Linked DNA regions of Homo sapiens: region 2 is linked to region 1. A link is a contact called in ENCODE Hi-C or POLR2A ChIA-PET data. All regions are on one chromosome and are shown on one strand. The core of a region is the stretch at or near the end of the contact, and the rest is flanking DNA. Distances in the headings are between cores, read along the strand shown.

Region 1 (5,392 bases), core at 1,087-3,586:
TGGACAAATACATAGAAATTCATTATTCAATAAAAAGTTAAGAGAATGCCAACTGAAAGATATGTAGTGTGTTGGTAGTTAAAAGCAGGAGAAATTGTAATTGATTGGGAAGCTCACAGGGGACTTAAAGTGGGAAATAATTGAGATAAACCTTAAAGGAAAGGTAGAATGTTGACAGTATTAATAGAAAAGGCATTATTGGCATAAGAGAAATTTGGATAATGTGCAGCAGGAAATTGAGAAAAGATGGGAAGGTCTGGACAATCAAGAGATTTGAGTCATAGACAATGAGAAGACACCGAATTCATATTTTCAGTATTTTCATATGTTGACTATTTGGAAAATATAAGGAACGATGTTGAGGAAAGACACTAAGTTGTCCAGCCTGGTGACTGGGAGAAGAAAAAGAAGGCAAGAGGAAGAGCGTTTCAGGGTTAGAAATGTTTGACTTTGTAGGTCCCAGTCAAAAGCTGCAGGCTGGAGCCAAGACAGTGGAGGAGCTGTCAAAACAAGCAACAGCATGAGGATGTGATCAGGCTGTGTCCAGAACCATGGGCTTTAGTCCCTTTACAGCATAAGAGGAGGAAGGAGTCAGTGAGCATAGACCAGAGAGGGGAGCCTGGAGCCACAGAAGCCAAGAAAGCAGGCTTTCTAGTAGGGCAGAGTTCATTGTATCAGACTCTACAACTCAACCGAGGGATGAGGACCCAGAAAGCCACTGGACTCAGCATGCGGGAAGTCACTGTGGGCCTTTGTGGCATATATTGAGATAGTAAATGTCTGGTGTCAATGGGAAGAGAAAGAAGAGAGGGCTTCATTCTAAGGGGCATGCTTTTCCAAGCTGTGCAACCCACTCTGTCTTCCATTCACAATTATTTATAGGTTGCCTGCCTATTCCAGTCACAAAGCTAGGTAGTGATCAAAGTAGACATGACCCCTCTCCTATTGAGCTCATATCTAATGAGGAGCTAAACATCAAATAAATATAAAGAAATGATTAAAAACCATGATTAATGCTTGGGGAGAAAGAAGAGGGAATTATGAGAGAGAATAAAAGGAGGAGGCCGATTTAGATTGCAGCGGGGATTGGGGAACGCCTGACCATGGATTCACATGTAGAGGCATGAAAGAAAGAGTTCTGACAGCATTGAAATAACAAGATGGGCTGTTCGAGTGTCTCCTTCAGGGGCCAAGTAAATTCTGGGGTTCTAGAACTTGCCGGGCATCATGACCCCACAACTTCATCTAATTCCCAAACCTCCCTCCCCATCACATGCCTGTCTTCAGGAGACGGAGAATCAGTCAGAAAGCAGAAACCACCACAAGTCAAATTAAAGGAGAAAATGTGTAGCTCAAGGCAAAAATCTTCTTCCAAAGAACACAAGGAAGATGAATCTACCATTGTTGAGTTATAATGTTGGGGGATTATGAAGGCTAATATGATTAATTGTAATTATCATTTATAATGTATACTTATAATGATATTGCTTCTAGAACATCTTCATTATCTTTCACTTTTGAAATGCTGCTTGGGCTTCCCAACAGATTTCAGAAGGGGCTTTTATTGGGCCCAGATCATCAATCCAAACCTTTTAAGGTAAGGGTGTTGCTACCTCAGAAGCCAAAGAGACATTTCCTGTCCTGGAAAGCACTAAATAGTCATTAGCTTCTTCAATCTGTTTACCAGCCCGCCTGTCACTGGGGTTCGACAGGCCTCAAAATTAACACTCTACTCTATTTGTCCATCACAGGGCTGTCCCACAGACTGCGGTTCTCAAGTGGCCTCAGGCAAGCCTTATTTCATGCCAGAGCTAAGTTCCTGGGGAATAACATGTCTAAATTGAATTTGGTTTATTCAGGTCCGTTTGAAATGAAGCCTTGTTTAAAAGAAAGCCATACTCAATTTTATTTTTCAAGCAAATCTATCTTCATCGTCTGACCTAATTGGTCTCAGAGACCCTAATTTGGAGAGTTTTCATGCCCTTCGTTTATCATTGTGGCAACGTCAAAATCAGGATGGTTTCTTTCAACCACCTATGCTGCCTTTGTAAGAGCAAGGATGCTCCAAGCAACACTGGTCTCCCCAAGTGTCAGCGAGGCCCCTCTCTCCATAATCTCTGGCCACCCTCTGTCTGTCTCAGTTTCTTCTGACTTCACTGTAGGGCTCCCCAGGCCTCCTCAGTCTTGTCTGTCTCACCTGGACACCTGCTCAGTGGGAACCCATGTCCTTGACCATCTCGGCTGGCCCATGCACCTTGGCCTGTTTGTATTCAGACCTTTTGGAATCCACAGGGACAACTCACCAGTGACCAGGGGCAGAGCAGCTGTATCAACTCAGCTTGGGGAAGCTCAAGTATCCAGTGATCTTGGCTGTGTGGAGTTTGAAATGAAGCCCAGTGTATTACTCACGGCAAAACCAGGGGCCAGCCAAGTTAAATAGAGCACTCCCCGAAACATTCACGGACTGATTAGAGAAGGAAGCTCTGATTTGAAGAGAGGCTATTTTGTGTCTGCTTTTATTTTTTTAAACAACATGCTTTCCATTAGTGAGATGGGAAAAGTAGAAACCTGAAAGAATGATATTTATTAATTTAAAAAGTTCAGGTCTGTGACCATATGCCATGTCCCTTTGACTTCATAATAATGGCCACACTTTGAGGTCTTCCTTTGTCCAGAAACTGTGGTAAGCACTTTGTAAGCACTTTCTCATGTAATCTTTATGAAAACTCTGTGATGTAGGTACCGTTCTTACTCCTGTTTGCAGATGGGCAAGCTGAGGTCCAGAGAGAGTAAGCACACACTATTTTTAAGTGGTAGAGCTAAAATTTGAACCCTGGCAGTCTGCCTTCCTATTCTTGCCCGCTCTTAAACAAATGCAAGTACCCAGGAGCTTTCATGAAGAGAACCCCTCAAAAGAAAGCTGACATTACCCCACGGGTTCATAAGTGGGTGCAAGTTTTTTTTTTTTTTTTTTTTGAAAGATCTCTGAAGGCCAGGAATTCAATAAGGCGGAACACACCCCACTGAACCAAGCAGGGCTTGAGTTTGCAGATTATTTTCCGACCAGAAGGAGTTCATTGACTTGGAGGAAGAAAGGAGATCATTTAATGGACTTACAGAAAATATTTTTGTTTTCGCTTTTTTTCTCTCGCAGAACAGTTCAAATCTTCCAGGCCACGGTTCATTCCCTCTGTTGGCCTTTCTACCTGGGATTGTTATGAGAGGCCTGAAGCTAAGTCCCCGTGTCCCCCACTGGCCAAGCCTGCCCTCTCGTTTGGTCAGCGCACCGACACTGCCTTTGCAGCTGCATATCCACGTAGATATGTTTATTGGAGCACTGAGAATCTCACTTCTCAAAAAGCCCCGGGAATTAGATTGTTTTCCACACTGAAAGTTTTCATTTGAAAAATAACCCTCTTTGTTTAACTAATGAAAAGGAGGGGCTGCTGCTCGCTTCTCAGGCTGGGTAAGAATTCCATGGGCAGTAATTCTGTTTCTCAGTGGAAAATGTTTCGGTTTCTTAATGTTGTTTTGCAGACTGGTCCCTGCCCGGCCCTTGCTCCCAGGACCACACATACACACATGTGCACACTCACCCATGCACAGTGCAGCATTTTCCACCCTTCCCTGTTGGGGATGGTTGCATCCTCTTTCCAACACCTGCAGAACAAAAACGAGGTGGGTCAGTGGCTGTCACCCAGCCAGAGACATCCCTGCGTGTACGGGAACAGAACGCTTTCCCTGGCCACGCTTTCAACCCCAGAGGCTGGGTGGGCCACAGAAGAGGAAATTGGACTCCAAACTTCTCTTGTTTCTGTGCATCTCCATGTCAAGCAATTCTCTCACACTATGGAGGGGGTGTTCTGTAACATTCCCTCCTCATTAGGTTCGTATGAAATGGAGATAAACACAGTGCTGTCATCATTGGACTTAGAGTGTGGCCAGCATGGTGCAGAGTGGTCTGGACCGCACAAAACAAATCAAAATATGGCCCCAGGAGACAACTTGCTGGTGGTAGAAAAAGCATGGATGCTTGCATTTCGACAGACCTGCACCGTCACCTAAACAGCTCAGCCCACGTGCAAGCAACTGCTGAACTACTCTGAGCCTTTTGCATCCACAGCTACGGACAAGAGAAGTTATGTAACTCACAGGCAGGTGCAGTGCCCTGGGTGGTGTTTCTCACATAGTAGATGTTCAAGGAACACCTATCTTCTTCCCTCTCCTTTGTTCTCTGAAAACGAGCCATCTCGCGTCTAGCTGGGGGCCAAGCCCCATTCCTACAAAACAAGTTACAAACAAACAAGTGAGTGCAGCCACAGCAGAGCCGAGTCCAGAGCAGGGTGTCCTCACCATCCCCAAGGTCCACTGCAGAGTTAATGTGTACTGTCAAAGGGGTGCTGTGTGCTGTAGGGCTGGGGGATCCAACACCAGCGGGAACTGTTAGGTCTGTTATCCAGAAATGTGAAGTATTCCTTCTCTCTATGGTCTTTGCGTGGGACAGATATATCTGGCCTGAGTATGTGGCCTAAACACAGTTGTGCTTAAAGCAGGCAAAAGGACTGGGCAAAATAACCACCATGTGAAAATAGACATTCAGGAGATCCGCACGCATTAAATGTAAAGAGAAGATTAGCTGTTAGCATGGAGCAAATGAACAGCTTTAAAAGTAGACAGGGATAGTATGAAACAAGGCTGTCAGTCAGACTGCTTTTAGTTTTCAGTGATGAAAACCTTCTTCTATATTACCTCTAGCAAATAAATAAATCAGTAATTTATTGGTTCATATAACCAAGACATTCTGGGTTAGAACTCCAGGTGGGGCTGAATACACAAAGTCATATGATGCTGGTAGGGCTAGCTGCTTGGCTGGCTCTCTTTCTCTCTCCATATCCATATTTTGTCTAATAGCCTAATTCTCTACTCTTTCGAATTACCATCCTACTCTCAACTTGGTAGCTCCAATAGAGAAATTCTATCTATCTCTCAGCACAGGCATATCAAAACCAGGGAGGATTCTAAGGGACCCAACCGTGAACATATTACTGGCTAGAGGATAAGGCACTATACTTTCTCTGCTACAGAAAGTGCAGATCTAGACAGATCTGTTTAAGTGACACCCTCTCTAAGTGACAGTGCAGGTCCAAGTCTCCACTCAACCCAATGTTTTCGTGTCTACTCCGTTCTAGCTACGATCTAGCCACTGGGAACCCAGCCGTGGACAGGGGAGAGGATGCCCAGCTCCCAGGCAGCTTATGGTCTTGTGAAGAGCCAACATTTTAGTTGAATCCTGCTACTTCCTGCTACTCTGCATCAAGAACCAAACAGAAGTACAGAGTCCTCTCCGTTCACAAAAAAAGCCAATTTCTTTTTATAAAATTAACAGAAAGTT
Region 2 (5,392 bases), core at 1,104-3,603, 130 kb after region 1:
CGGCATTCCTTCAATAAATTCTTTTTCTACTTAACCCAGTTTCTATTGATTGCAACTATCCTGATGGATACAGACAGTAAAGCTGTTCTTCATTTCTCACATTTTAACTAGTGGTGTGGTGAACAATGTTATCATTTTGTGCATTTGCCTGATTTGTTCCTTGAGATTCGTCCCTAGAAGCAGAATTGCTGGATTCAAAGGTCTGCAAAAGTGTAAGCCTTCTGGTTGATAGTGCCTAATAGTCTCAGGCCTATGGTGTTGGAACTGATCAAATGTGCTGTGCATTAAGCTTGGAGCTTCACACACATAGGCTCTAAGAGTCACTGCACCTCTCAGGGTGTATGGCATTACAACCATCTTACAGATGAGGAAGCCAGAGTCAGTGAGTTGGGTCACTTGTCCTGAGTTATAGCACTGGGAAGTAGCAAAGTCTACTTGAGATTGGAGCCCAGATGTGCTGGGTATTCTGCTTGCCCCTCCAGATGCAATTGCCCCTCTCTTCCCCTGGGAGGCTTATTATGGACCACATCATGGCCCCCTTGCCTCCGGCTCCTGTTAGATTCACCCACTGGGAGGCATGAGCAGGAGTTGTGAATAGGGAAGGGTAAGAACATACTATTGATTTCCCAGCTTCTTCCCTGGCAGGTCACCCTGGCTGTCTGAGTGGCAGCATCAAAGATCAATCTTAATCTCCCCGGGTTGGAGAGCTTCTCCCTCCACTACCCTTCCTCAAGTCTAAGGATGCAAACAGCTCCTTGCTGGTGCTTACATGGTCCCTGACCATCCCTTACAGCTTTTCTTGACCCCGCCCACCACTGTGTACATAGCTCCCGTGTTAGGGTCACCATCTTTTTCCCGTTGGGATACTGACAATAGACCAGGTCTGTCTGGAGCCGAAGTGCACGTTTTCCCATCACACCATGTTACACACAAGTGTGTATTTTTCACAAGCAGTCTCAGCCACTCCAGCTCCTGTGCACATACACACATCCCATGACAGGCACTTCCACTTTCCACCCCTCAGCTCTGTAGAGGTCAGAATATACTTGAAAGAGCCCTGGAGGGAGAGTGAAGCAAGGTCTTGCTGTGTGACCTTGGGCAAGTCCCTCCAGCTCCCCAGCTCTCTTGACTTCAGTTTCCTCATCTGAAAAATGAGGAGCTGAATTAGAGGGTTTCAAAGGTCAGCTATCCCAGAAGAAAGAGAACAGTGTATACCAGTAGATATTAAATTTACATCTGCACTTTACACACATCTGCACACCAGTGTGTGCGGTATCTGTGCATAGAGAAAAGGGAGCCCTTTTGCAAGCTGAGTGCTCGGACCTTTTATTCCTATGTATTTAGAACCTTTGCTGTTTGTACTTGGCCAGCTTTGGATGGCAAAACAGTCTATTCTCTGTGGAAATTCTGACTTATTTTTCCAGCTGGTCTGCCAGTTGCCAAGAAATGTCATCTGAATACCATTATTTAATCGAAGATTAGCCCACGCCTGTGACATAGGCTGTAACTATTATCTTCTTTGATTTTTTTTACATAAGCACACATTTTCTTCACAGATTAGACCTTGCATTAGCAGAGGTAAATGCTGCCTCCTTCTTGGCCAAATAGCCCAGAAAGTCGTGAAGTGATCCAGTGGGATTGAGGCTGTCTGTATCTGTGTGCGTGTGCGAGTGTCCGTGAGTATGTGCTAGGATGCGTGTGTGACTGGGAGGATATGCATGTGAGTGTGAGTGAGGAAGCTACCTTTGAAGTCATTTCGTGCAGGGATCCAGAGAGAGGACTTTCCTTGGTCATTGGACATATCAACTTGGCCTCCCAATTTATCAGATGATGTTCAGCATTTGTTTTCAAATTAGAGCATGTGTGAAACAAAATCCAGCCGGGCCTGCCGGGAGGTTTTAGGATGGACCCGACAGTATTTGTAACTCAATCATATTACAGATTTCCTGGGTAAAGCAAGAGGGCAGGGAGGTCATGAGTTCAAGCTGTAACTGTTGGCTTGGGTGTTGGAAAACTCTAGACTGCATGACCTTAGAAGGCCACCACTTAGCCCTGGAAAGTCTCCAGCCTCTTTAAGCTCTATGTGGCATCCAAGTTCGCCTCTCATTTGCTGCTTTCAGAGCTTTCTAGGACAATTTTCTCATTGGCCTTTGTTTAGGCAGTTGAGGTGATAACGTCTTATTTTGTTTTGTTTAGATTTTTATCAGGTTGCTCCCGACTGAGCAGGGCCCCAACCCAGCCTCAGAGTGGAGCTCATTACAAGTTGGGGCTTGCTCCCTTGTTCTTGAAGGCCCTTCGGATTCTTTCTTATTTTCCAGGCTCTTGGCCTCTGCCTGGTCCAAGGGCCAAGCTACAGCCAAACATCTAACACGGCCACTCCCAAATTACTGGCTAAATGTTCGTCTGCCAGAAAAGAGGAGCTCAGGAACAAAACCTTGGGCCTGGGGGCAACTTGACTCTTCTCATACACTGAGAGGGCAAGAAAGGTCACGGGCTTCATTTTTAAGAGCCAAGGAAATTGAGAAACTAGACAAACAACCAGAAATTCTCAGATAGAACTTATTTATACCCCCTCCACTTTCATCCCCCAACCTTGTTCTCTTTCCAGAGGCAGTCTATGGACTTGTCAACAACTCAGGAACAAAGAGAACTCTGCCCAAGGGGACGGTCATGCCCTGGCCCCAGCACTTTGCTGGGGGCCTGGTCTGTTGTAAGCACACAAGCATAGTTTTTGAAATAATGAATGAATGAATGGGTGGGTGACTGTGTGAATGAGGATGGTTCCCAGAATAAATCCTCAAGAAAATCTTCTTTGGAAAGGGTGAAGTGTGGAGAAGCCCGTGACCTGTGTTAGTTACATTATAACAGATATCAATGTTTCCCACCCTATTGAGTGTCCCAGCCTTCAAATCAAATCAGAAACTCCTTTCAGGCTCCTCGGGGTGGGTAGATGAGAGCTGAAGGAGGAGGAGAGGCAAATAGGGAAGAGCTGACCAAGATGAAGGTCAGACCTTCATGCCCACATGAGCTCTACGCACACTTCAGTCCTTTTCCCAGACTGCTCAGTGCTTCCCTACCCAGGCACTCCCTCGGGAAACAAGGGAAGATGACTACATGGAGAAGATAACCAGGAGCCCGACCAGGCTTTTTTTTTTTTTTTTTTTTTTCTCTTCGAATTGCTAAGTGTAGAGTGACTCATAGGAACTCCAGACAAAGATGACGATGGAAAAGGAGTCTAGCAGATCAGGGGAGGTGGTTGAGGTAAAAGAAGCGGGGGTACTTGAGGTTGGGAGAGAATGGGAAACATGTTTTGTAAGATTTCCAAGATTTTTGGAGGCTGTTGTTAAGGACTTTTTCATAAGACCTGTTACCCTGCTGGGGTTTACATCACTATTTGATCTAAGCCCCAACAGGACGACTACATCTGCTACTAAGCTGTGTTGTAAATGTCTTTAATTTTTATATTTCATCTGAAGGGAGTTGTTAAAGTGAGTTTACAGGGTGATGGCTCTTTGAATAAAAGCCATCAATACTGGAGCAGAGCTCTGTATGACACTTAATTTTCGCTCTAATAAGCCCTCCTAAAACATTACAAGATTTAGGAGGGATTGTTTTTCCTTTCTTCTTTTTCCCTTTGACTTCCTTTCCCTCCTTGCATTATTTCTCTCCTCTCCAGCTCTCGCGCTCTCCTCTCTTGCTTTCCTTAAAGGACATACTTGAAGAGAACATTTGTGCTCAGATGACACCACTTCTCTTTTTACCGCCAGCCAGATGTGCTCTTGACTTCTGAACAGGAGAAAGGTTTCTTTGAAGTTTTTCAAAGACTTTGCTTTTATTTAGAATTTTTTTTCCCTTTTCTCTCTCTCCCTGGTGTTTAACTGGTTGGGAAGCCCCAGGAGGGGTTTTCGCATGGGCCTCTTTTCTTTTCCTGGGGCATGAAAGGAATGGGATCAGAGGCACAATGTTCCCAGAGAGCCTTCTATTTTCTGCCCCAATGACTCCAAGTATTTTCTGGTAGAGCCGCTGTCCCCAGGAGCAAAAAGAAGATGGCTTTGGATTTTCCCTGGAAACGCATCTATTAAATGAACAGAATGGTTCTGGTAGTGGTGCAGGGGTGAAGGGCACCCCCATCCCGTCCCTGAACATCTCCCTACCCTTCCTAAGGAGGGCAGAGAGAGGTCTTCACTTTCCCGGCCATGCTGCTGTCATGGTTGCTTAACTGCTCTTGCGTGGCACTGAAATTTGATTAAAACAAAGATCAGTAATGGGAATTCAGGGGACGTGTCAGAAAAAGAATGGTACCCCAAAGTGAGAGCAGGAGCCCCTCTGAAAGTAATGAGAAAGCTTTATCTTTGCATCCCTCATAGCACCACAGCCTGGCATCCTGCTCAATATGCTTGGGCCAGTTTGTGATTTTTCAGGAGGACTGGAAAAGTGCTAATGCTTTAGGAGGTGGCAGTGACAGAAAGCTGGAAGACTTCTCTGAAGAACAGGTGAGTCTTTAGCATGACATGCTAGGGCGGAGGATTTGGAGTCTCAAGTTTCCGTCAAAGTGCCAGCTGTGTACTGAGTAGCTCTGTATCTCCCCAGGTGAATATAAGTTCCAGAAAGGCAACATCCCCGCCATTGTATTCCCAGGGCCGAGAAGAGTGCCAGGGACTCCATGGGCACATGGAAAATGTATATGTCCTCCATGCATGTGTCTGTTTCACAATAGCCATGATTTCTTTGGAGGAAATGATGCTGCAAATTCAGGAGGGAGGGGTTTTCTCTCAGAGTACTTTCAAAGAAAATAGGAACTGGGGGCCACCAAAGACTTCTTATGCCACAAAAGTATTTGTGTTTTCTAAAAAACCTCTAAGGTTTTTGAGGAAAATAAATACATTTGGAATTGAGGGGCTTGTTTTTGTTTTATGCAAAAATAGATTAATTAAAACCCAGGAGTGTGTGTGTACACGTGGGTGTGAGCACTGTTTTTTGTTTGTCTTATGTGAAGTGTGTTCACTACTACAGATAATCATAGTCAGGCTCATTTGACTGACTCCTAAAGACGAAAACCCTAAGTCAGAACCAATCACGTTCATATATACCACGACCCACAAGCCTGAAATCACAACACCAACCTTGGGAGTGATTGGGTGGGTTACAAAAATTATTCTCCAGTCTCTTCCTTCCACTAATTTCTTAGCAGCTTCTATGTTCTTAGGGGCAATGTGGATATGTGACTTCTGACACATGGGTATGGTCGTACTGGGGCCATGTGATTAGTTGAAGCCAACAGACCATGAGTGGTGTTGGTCACTTTTGGGTCAAGTCAGTTAAAAGTCTTTGTGTGTATCTTCCCTCCCTCTCTTCCGGTACTTCAGCATCCCATGAGGCCACGTCTTTCAAA

The links. Hi-C counts contacts between places; a loop is a spot of excess contacts on that map. ChIA-PET counts read pairs that join two places held with the same protein, here RNA polymerase II (POLR2A).
Region 2: a map of posterior vena cava shows a loop between it and region 1 (2.1-fold over the local background). The contact joins two enhancer-like sites. A Hi-C loop is called at or near these places in 3 of 168 maps with a recorded cell type or tissue (gastrocnemius medialis, heart right ventricle and posterior vena cava). POLR2A ChIA-PET finds 5 or more read pairs at or near these places in 2 of 52 experiments (A549 and AG04450).

The regions. Positions count from the first base shown.
Region 1 is chr9:16,211,620-16,217,011 of GRCh38, forward strand. It overlaps LINC03041 (long intergenic non-protein coding RNA 3041), which reads right to left. Exons shown (of 4, transcript NR_171034.1): 2 at 4,153-4,280; 3 at 3,597-3,660. Among named protein-coding and RNA genes, the nearest start is that of LINC03041, 62 kb to the right of the region's middle. Within about 2 kb of position 2,337, at least 14 of the 41 ENCODE cell types and tissues checked have a DNase peak (open chromatin) inside an H3K27ac peak, as active enhancers do.
Region 2 is chr9:16,341,379-16,346,770 of GRCh38, forward strand. No RefSeq gene overlaps it. Among named protein-coding and RNA genes, the nearest start is that of LINC03041, 68 kb to the left of the region's middle. Within about 2 kb of position 2,354, at least 5 of the 41 ENCODE cell types and tissues checked have a DNase peak (open chromatin) inside an H3K27ac peak, as active enhancers do.